Linked DNA regions of Mus musculus: region 2 is linked to region 1. Evidence: chromatin contacts called from ENCODE Hi-C data. All regions are on one chromosome and are shown on one strand. Each heading gives the region's core, a stretch centred on a gene start or an enhancer-like site at or near the end of the contact. The rest is flanking DNA. Distances are from core to core; before and after follow the strand shown. Region 1 holds the start of Agap3 (ArfGAP with GTPase domain, ankyrin repeat and PH domain 3). Region 2 has its middle 35 kb from the start of Gm33476.

Region 1 (4,594 bases), core at 1,381-3,880:
AGTGTGGGAGCCTGTAGGGCGGGGGTAAAAAAACTGAGTTCCTAGGAGAGGCTGGGAAGCGAAGGTGAAAGAAGGCACTGGGAGGCTTTCCCAGACAGATGGGACAGGGACAGGCCGGGGACAGCAGAGCAGAGGGCTGTGTGTGTATGGGGAACAGCTGGGTCAGTCTGGTGACAATGATCACCAAGGCCCAGGATTTCATCAAGGTGATACAAAGCTTCCAGGCTAAGCAGATGGGACAGTGGGGTACTTCCAACCCTCAACGGGGAAGTTGCTCTGGGGGAAGGCTCTAGAAAAACGCTGCCTATCATGTTTTACTTAGGACAGAGATCAAAACCGGCCCAAGTACTTCCTGGGACCATGACTCGAACAGAAGATGCCCAATCTGGTATGTGAGTAGGGATGACTGAGGTCGTTAATAATACTGATAAACAGGAACTAGGTGCAGAGCCTGCTCAGCCTGTCTGCTCCCTACTCTTGAAAGTCTCTGGACAGCTGATCCCCCAATACATACTTTCTCTCTCTCTCTCTCTCTCTCTCTCTCTCTCTCTCTCTCCCTCCCTCCCTCCCTCCCTCCCTCCCTCCCTCCCTTCCTCCACACACACACTGGTGGCTGCACACACACACACTGGTGGCTGTCCAGTAAATTGCTTCAGCCTCCTAAAAAGGCACGGGAAATCATCTTGGGAGTTGATGAGGAACTTGACACTTCCTCTAGGAACAGGGAAGCTCAGAGAACAGTCTCTTCCGGCCTCACCCTCTGAATCTAAGGGAAAAAACCCCACCTCATCTCTCCTGAAGACCCTGGGCTCACACTAATGCTACCTCCCAATCCCCAGCATAGCAGTGATGCCAAGTCATTTACTCAAATCCATGTTAATGAGTTTTTTCTGTCACCTAATTAGTTCACAGTGAACTCTGCCTTGAAAGGAAAGAGAAGAAAACAGGCTGGGAAAAGATCAAAAGGAAGACAGCTGGGAATGTTACAACAAAGGGGCCCAGATCTAAAGGTGGAGGGGGGCTCTACTCACAAAAGATCAGAGACTCATCAGCAATGGGTACCTCAAAAAAGCAAAACAGGCCTGTTCAAGTACAGATGGCTCCAAAGCCTCACACTAGATGGGAGCAGGATCTAAATTGAAGGACCCAAGTAGTGGACATGCCCTTCCTAATTCCAAGTCAGCAGCAACTAGCCTTGCTCCCTGCATTGCCACTAAGGCGGAACCCACCACCTGCTGGTGGGCGTCCCCCTTCAAGCAGAGTTGGAAAAAGAAGCAGATGGACCAAGGCGAGGCCCATCTGTCCAAGCTTGCTAGAAGGTCAACACTGCCACTGGGGTGCCTGTTGCTACTGCCAGCCAGCCTCCACTACACCAAAGGTTGTGGGGCTTCTTGCCAGCAGTGTGCCCCCCAATTAACGTGCCTTTCAGTTGCCAGGGTTCAGGCCCATGTGCCCACAGAAAGGAACATTAGTAGGAGCAGTGCATGGCCTGAGGTTTACAGTCCCCCTACATCCAGGCCCGACCTCCCTGGAGGTCAGTCAGCATCCTGACATCCACATGGATGCCTGGGGGTTAGAAGGGACTGGCAAGCGCAGAGGGTTCATCCAGAGTCTCCCACGCGGCCACAGCTCCCCAGTCCTGCACCCAGGCCAGGCCCGCGCCCGCCCGACCGCAGAAGCGTGGGGGTGGGTGTGCGTCGGGAGAGGGCGCCGCGGGGAGCGCCACCCTCCAAAGCCTGCAGGAGAGGCCCAGGAAGGCTGCCATCCACTAACCCAAAGCTCTCTCTGATCCTCCACCCCTACAGCCCGGCTGGGCCAGGGCAGCTGCTAAGATTACTCTCAGGCATTAGCCCCACCTTCACGACCCACCAAGGTCTTCCGTCGCACCCAGCGAGCCTGACCGTGCCTAGCCAGATGTGGCCCCAGGCCCTCCCGGTCTTTGGCGACTCAGCGCATCAGTCCTTGGAGCGACAACCATCTTCACATCCCAGGTCACGGAGGAAAAAAAACAAAAAACAAAAAACGTGTCCACTGACACTGGACCGAGCCCACCGCCCCTAAAAAAAAGTGTTCCTGTATGAGACATGGAAAAACCTGGACTAGGGTTCTGCAGTGGGGGTTAGCAAACCGTGAACCTCAGCTCCATAAGACCCCTGAGCGCCAGAAAGGGGCAGGGCCGAGGCCGTGAAGGACCCTCGCCCCCCACCCGCCACCGGCCAGCGCTGCAAAGGCCACCGCGTCTCAGCTCCCGCAGGCCCCCGGCTCCGCTCACCCTCGATGGAGATGACGTGCTCCCGGATCTGGTTCTGCAGCGCCAAATCCTCGATTCGCTCGATCAGGTCGTAGATGGCGTAGATGTTGGGGTGTACCGACTCGAAGCGTTGGATCTCGGCTCGGATAGCGGCCGAGTTGGAGAGCGCGAACTGCTGGGGGGGGCCGCCAGCCAGCTGCTGCGAGGGGCCGCCACCCCCGGCTCCGGGCCCCGCGCCGCCGAACTGCCCGCCGCCCCCCGCGCCGCCGCCGCCGCCGCCGCCGGTCCCCGGAGCCGCCAGGCTCTGCTGCTGCTGAGGACTCTGGCCCCCGCCTGCCTGGAAGTTCATGGCTCCGGAGGCGCGGGCCCCGAAGCGGGCCCAGCCAGGGCCTGGGGCGGCGCGGCGGCGGCGGCGGCGGCAGCGACCAGGCGCGCGGGGCTGGCGGAACCCTAACTACTAAGCGCGCGGCGCCGGTCTAGCGCATGAGGCCCGGAGCCGAGGCCAGAAGGCGCGGCCGCGCACGCTGGGGCCGCCGCCCGGCGTTTACCCGCGCTGAGATCCCGCCGCCTCGGAGCTGCCTCCAGCGGCAACAACAACGGGACCGGGAGCGCGCGGCCCGGGCCCTCCCCCCGCGTCATGCGCACGCACCGCCGCCCCCGCCGGCTCCGGCACACGCAGCCTAGCCCCCTCCCAGCCGCCCCCGCCCCTCCAGCGTCGCCCTGCGCCCCCGCCCCTCCTCTCTCGCAAGCGCCTTAGCCTCCACCCCCAAGAACCGCGTGCTGGCCGCGACGCGCGGCCCCACCCACCCGCGTAGGCCCTTCCGCCCGCTAACCCGCCCCAAAGCTAGACAGAAGCCTCGAGGGCCTCCCGCCTGGGGACACGATCACGCTGTCCCCACGTCCGGCCAGCTGTCATTGCTACCTCTCTACGTCGCTCTAGGCCCGTGTGGAATCCTTGGGCTACTCAGAACTGTTCTCTGTGCCTGAGGGTGCTGATAAGTGGGACTGATTGGCGGAGAAGCTCGCCCAGGGGCGCCACCCTCTTTCTTTTAGTGCTGCAGCAGCTCCTCTGTCTCCAGGCCTCGAGGTCAGCCCTAGGGATCTTGCCAGGGTTCTCTTCCCTGGCTCTCTGCCCCCGACCCCGGCCCCCGGGCCCCCAGTCTCCACTGTCGACTGCACCTGAGAGACTGGGACGGGCTCCCCGTTCCTATGTCCAGTTCTCTCTGAGAGTTTCACTCAAGAGACCCTGCAAGCTTGAAACAACAGCGTCCCAATTCTTATCTCCCAGTGACAGCCCTCTCCCAAAAGACCCTCCCTGCCATACTGAAAAGGGCCCATTGGTTCATTACAGAAACTCAGCAGAACCCACATGGGTCTCATAATTTTTCTTGACAGACCTTGTCTTTTCTTGATAGACCCTGTCTATCCTATGCCTTCCTAGGGCCAGAGATCACCCTTCAGTGTCCCAGTTCTTCTGTATTCCCATTATCAAAGTTGTCTTCAGCTGTGTTAACCCACATCCCCAACACAGATCCTCAAACCTGGAGGTGGCATGTGCAAGGGAATGACCCTGTGGAATAAATCTGCTAGAGGATGCCAGGTATCATGATGTACACGTTAGCCCAGCACAGGGGCCATACAGTAGGAGGATTAGTTCAAGGACAGCCTGAGCTTAATAGGGAGTTCAAAGCCAACCTGGGCTATATATGACCTTTTTTTAAAAAACAAACAAACAAAAAACCCAAAACCAGCTGAATCTGAGTACATGACTAAAGTCCTGGCGTTAGGAAGGCAGAATCTAGATCACCAACTCTGTCTCAAAAATGAAAAGCAACACTAGGCAGTGGTGAGGTGCACACCTTTAATCCCAGCAGAGGCAGGGGCAGCAGATCCATGAGTTGAAGACCTGCTAGGGCTACACAGAAAAACCCTGTCACAAGAAAAAAAAAAGTCTTATTATGTCTGAAATAATTATGCTATGTCAGGCATAAATGTTTCAAGGTTTGTATAACCCTCATCTAACTTTGATGTAGATTATGGTCTTTGTGCATTTTGCCTTTTAACTCTGTACCCCTGAGCTTGGACACCAACAGACTTCAGAGATGAAAAGCAACTCTTGGTCTGACCATTAATAAAAACTTAAAACTTTTAATTAACTTAATCAACATAGTAATCAATATGACCTTAAGGGGTCAGTTCACCATTGATACATGTCCTGCAGACCTCTCTGCTGAGCCTTACTAACCCTCCTGGGCAAATGCTCTACACATAGCTCTATATGTGTATGGTGTATCCCCTGTGTGTGTACATATATGTATTATGTACAGACAAGTACCTGCTGCC
Region 2 (4,317 bases), core at 342-2,841, 190 kb after region 1:
AGTGGATATCAACCTTATAATTTGCATAATTGTTGTAATCGTGTTCAATTTATATCTGAGAGAAAAGAGCCTTTTTAATTGAAATGTGAGAAATGTAGTGGGTTTGGCTATACTGCTTGTATTATAATGCTAATTTGGGTCCCCAAAATTGCTTGCTTGAGAGAGTCTGCATGTCCACAGGTAAGACACTGAGGAACCCTGCCCCTAGTTGGTTCTGATTGGTAAATAAAGATGCTGGCAGCCAATGGCTGGGCAGGACGTGGCAGACTGAACTAGGACTTTTAGGATTTCCCAGGCCTGGGACTGAGAACAAGAAGAGAGGGAAGATCTGCCATGCTAGAAGAGTGTGGAGAAGGGAGACACCATGCCTGAGAAGAGTGCAAGACAGAGAGGCATGGCCGCCACGTGAAGGAGCCGGGAGAGCACGGCCCAGTTGGGCAGCCCTCTGAGTCCAGAGCAGCCAAGGTAGAACACAGAATTTAGTAAGCTGTAACTCGGAATTATCGGTGGAAGGTAGATTCTATCAGTAGTGGAGGTTAGGCAGTAGCCCAGCTATTGTGCTGATTAAGACATGTGTGTGTGTTTCATTTGGGAACACAAGCCATTGAGGTAGATAGCAAACCCGTATCTGCGACTTAATTATTAATTATTTAATTCAACAATATTTGTGCACAGGACTCCAGTTCCAAGAGGCTCCATGTGGGTAGGAATTACAATTCATGATTTATAGGTACAGATGACATCTGTGGACCTCCTTGCTTGGTTTTTGAAACAGGGTCACAGTTGTAGCTTTGGCTCTCCTTGAACTTGTGGTGATCCTCCTGCCTCAGTCTCCCAAGTGCAGAGATTATAGGTGTGTGATGTCTTCCCAAGAGGTGCTTGTAAATTCTTGAGGTGAGGGCCTTGCTGTCCTTTGTCCTCTCAGATGTGGTGTGTGATGCTCAGATGCTGGGCTAGGAGGCTGTGAGGGAGACCTATACTAGCCAGACCTGTGTTTTACATATAAGTAAAAGTCCCCCGTGGAAGTTGTTATTAATGTGTTTTTTTGTGACATTCACATGAACTTGGTCTAAATCAATCCAGGATAATTCTGCAACATTTGGTCACCCTTCTGCCTCACACCTGGGGGCATAACACTTCAGCATTAATCTGTGACAGATTAACAGGGCTTCAGCCTGGCCCAATGGTGTTGACAGTTTGAGGTGTTGGGCGCCATCTGGTGGCCGCATGATACACAGCCCTAATCACAGGAAGTCTGTTTCCAGCTATTTGCATAGCAGCCCCAGCCCATTCTTTAGTCAGAACCCCAAGTCTTGAACGTCAGCGGCCTGACATGGACTCCAGGACTTTAAGACACCATCGAGCTTCCCAGCTCCTGTGGGCTCCGGAAATTGAGAGAGAGCTGTTTCTAGGAAGTGTCTGGCTGTCCTTCCCCTCCTGCCAGTTGAGAACCGGCTACTAAATAAAGATGCCATGTGACCTCCCTTCTGCAGACTCTCAGGTCTCAGAGCAACAGTTAAAGTGGAGAGGAGGCGGCTGATGACTCACTGATACTCCGGAGCAGGAAATCAACACCCAGGGAGCCTGACCCGGCAGCGGCTCATACAGAATTGATTGGCGGTGGTTTGAGCGTGGGTGGAGTGGCTTTAATGTAGCCGAGCTTATAATACTTCCTTCTGCCGACCTCTGGTAAAATCCTGAAACAGGACTGGGTATGGTGGCTCCGGCCTGTAATCTCGGTTCTCAGGAAACTGATCAAGGGGCGTTGCTGCAAAACAAAAGTCCCAAACAAACTCTGAAATGGCCGATAAATGGCTCCCACCAGCTTTCTTCAAGGTTTGGAATTGGTAGAGAGACTCGCCACACCTGACACACACGCTGCCATCCACACTGGCCACTGCAGGCGATGGGTTGTCTTCTCCCTTGGGGACCCTTTGCTAGTGGGGCTACTTAATGCTCCCTGGGTTCTAGGTCCCCCTCGGCCCTGAGTCCACTCACTCTTTGGACTAAGTGTGGCTACAAGCCTCAGAGACAAGATGGCAGAGACCCTTGGAGAAAGAAAGCACAGCTGAAAGAACCAAGGAGACAACTTCTTGTCTTCCAGTCAGGAGTAGAAACTGGAAATCCCAGATGCTAGTGGTGCGAAGGCCTCCCCAGGAGTGTTTGGGAAGGGGTGATCTGAGAACTGCTATGCTGTGGTTTGTCATGTTGGGGTCAAAGAAGCAGGTGAGGTGGGGAGGCCTGGCCATGTGGATGGGAGCCTCAGGGTAGACAGGGTGGCCATAGGACCATGGTCTCAGCTGACACGGAGAAGCCAAGCCAGGGACACAGAGACAGTATACCTCTCAAGTCTGGAATGAGAGGACTTGGAAGTCAACTAGACATTTTGCTGCTACAGAAATTGGGGTCTCAGAGGTCATGTGACTGCTATGTGACTATGCTGAGCTAGGTGGCACCAGACTCCTACCCTAGCAGAGACTCCTTGCACAAGGCTGTGGGGTCCGGGCCCTCCTTCCCTGGAGTTAGGTCCCTGACAATCCACGGCCCCTGCTCCAAAATTCTCTATCTTGTTTTGTCTTAATATAACCATGTTTATGTTTGTTTGTCTTGTGTTTTGAGCTAGGGTCTCCATGTTCACTTAGGTCGGGCTTGAACTCCTATTTCCACCCTCAAGGAAAGCTTCATAGAGAGCCCCAACCCCTGCTGCTGCTGCCGAGCCAGGGTTTCTGTCTGGGAGAACATAGGACAGGTGGTCACACCTCTGCCCTGCCCTCTCCCAGAGGCCTCTAAAGCAACAGGTTGTTGTGCCCCCCTGGTTTCCTGTTCCTTATGTAAAACAGCTTCAGGTTTGCATCTCCACCTGGCAGTGAAGGAGCCACAAACAAAATCACATTTTGCTTTACATGAGGCTGGGGTGGATCAGGGCCGCAGGGAGACAGGTGGGCGGGACACCCCCTTGCTATGCCCTCTGCTCAGTCTTCTGGCTGGGTTGTCTGCAAAGATGGCTCCTCAGGCAGGGTGATCTCTCTCAGAGCCTGGCCCCATGTTTCCTTCAGCCTGTGTTCCCACAATTGTGGAACTCGTGTCTGTCCCGGGGGAGAGTGCCTCTGTTCCTGGTGAGGCACAGGTGGGTGGATGTGTGTTGAACAAGGCTCTCCCTCCAGGGAATGTCTTCTGGTCTATAACCAAACACACGCACAGAGATGCGTCCCAGGTAACCCGGGTCTCTGCCACTGCTCACCCCCACTCTGTGGCCTGGGAGCTGTTAATTCAGAGCCATTATCAAACCAAGATCTTTACCATCTGTTACCCCAATGAGCCTGGGGTCAGATGGGACAGAAGTGTCACCTTTCCTTCCCTTTCCACCTGGGTTACGGGGTCTGGGTCTCTTTACTGAAATGATACTAGGGGAGGGGGCGGTCACTTGTGACACAATGTCCAGGTCCTTTGAGTCTGGAACAAGGATGTAAGCAAACCACAGAGTAGCAGCGGTGGGAAGGAAGGGGGGACAGGGTGTATGCCAGGTGCAACATGGTTGCCAACATGGCTGCAGCAGAGGAGCCTTGAACAAGCTCCTGGCTCGGGGCCCCAGTTCGGGGCTTTTCTTTATTAAAGGGGAGGGGCAGGTGTGTATTCCTGATAGGACTGGGCAGACCTTTCTTTAACTGAAGTGAGTGATTGATCTTTCTTCTCTGTTTGCACAATCCTTGGAGGTCCAGGGCAGTCCAAGGAAAGGTCTCTCAGTCTTTCTTGGTTGCTGGGTACTGAGTCAGCCTTCCTGTGATTCACAGTCAGGAGTGTTTGACTCTATCTTCAGACCTCTAGACTCTGGAGTCCCCACCACCCCCGTTCTGTTTCAGGGACAGACTTCTGCGGGCCATGTCTCTCTATTTCCAACTTCTACCGCGGGATGGAAGCTGGTCCTCCTGTCCCCTTCCAGCTGTAACAGATAAGACCACAAGACAAGGTTCCAACTTCCCTTGGTAACCGTGGGGGCATCAGTGGCCTTGGGGGCACCTCCCCCTATTTCCGTCCCTTGCTTTGTTCCTCATCTGTGATGTCAATTCTGGGATGCTTGCCTTGTTTGTCCTTGAATCCTTGATATCCTGAGCTACCAGTTCCCTAAGGTCACATGTCTGCATTAAACACTCTCTTTTCCCCAGACCCATGTGCACACTCCATAGGAGAGCCTTGGGCTTCTCCCTGTAGATATTTCATTCCCTTGGGATAAAGTCTCTAGGCCAGCAGCCATCAACACCGGCCACCCAGGCCTCGTCTCTTTGCCCACACAATACAGAGGTCACAGACAGAAGCAGC

The links. Hi-C counts contacts between places; a loop is a spot of excess contacts on that map.
Region 2: a map of T-helper 17 cell shows a loop between it and region 1 (1.9-fold over the local background). The contact joins the enhancer-like site here to the promoter of Agap3 in region 1. A Hi-C loop is called at or near these places in 3 of 37 maps with a recorded cell type or tissue (Patski, T-helper 17 cell and v-Abl transformed pro-B cells).

What each region holds. Positions count from the first base shown.
Region 1 is chr5:24,450,213-24,454,806 of GRCm38, reverse strand. It overlaps Agap3 (ArfGAP with GTPase domain, ankyrin repeat and PH domain 3), which reads right to left and starts at 2,630. Exons shown (of 18, transcript NM_139153.2): 1 at 2,273-2,630. The coding sequence starts at 2,600.
Region 2 is chr5:24,263,730-24,268,046 of GRCm38, reverse strand. No RefSeq gene overlaps it. Among named protein-coding and RNA genes, the nearest start is that of Gm33476, 35 kb to the left of the region's middle. Within about 2 kb of position 1,591, at least 1 of the 3 ENCODE cell types and tissues checked has a DNase peak (open chromatin) inside an H3K27ac peak, as active enhancers do.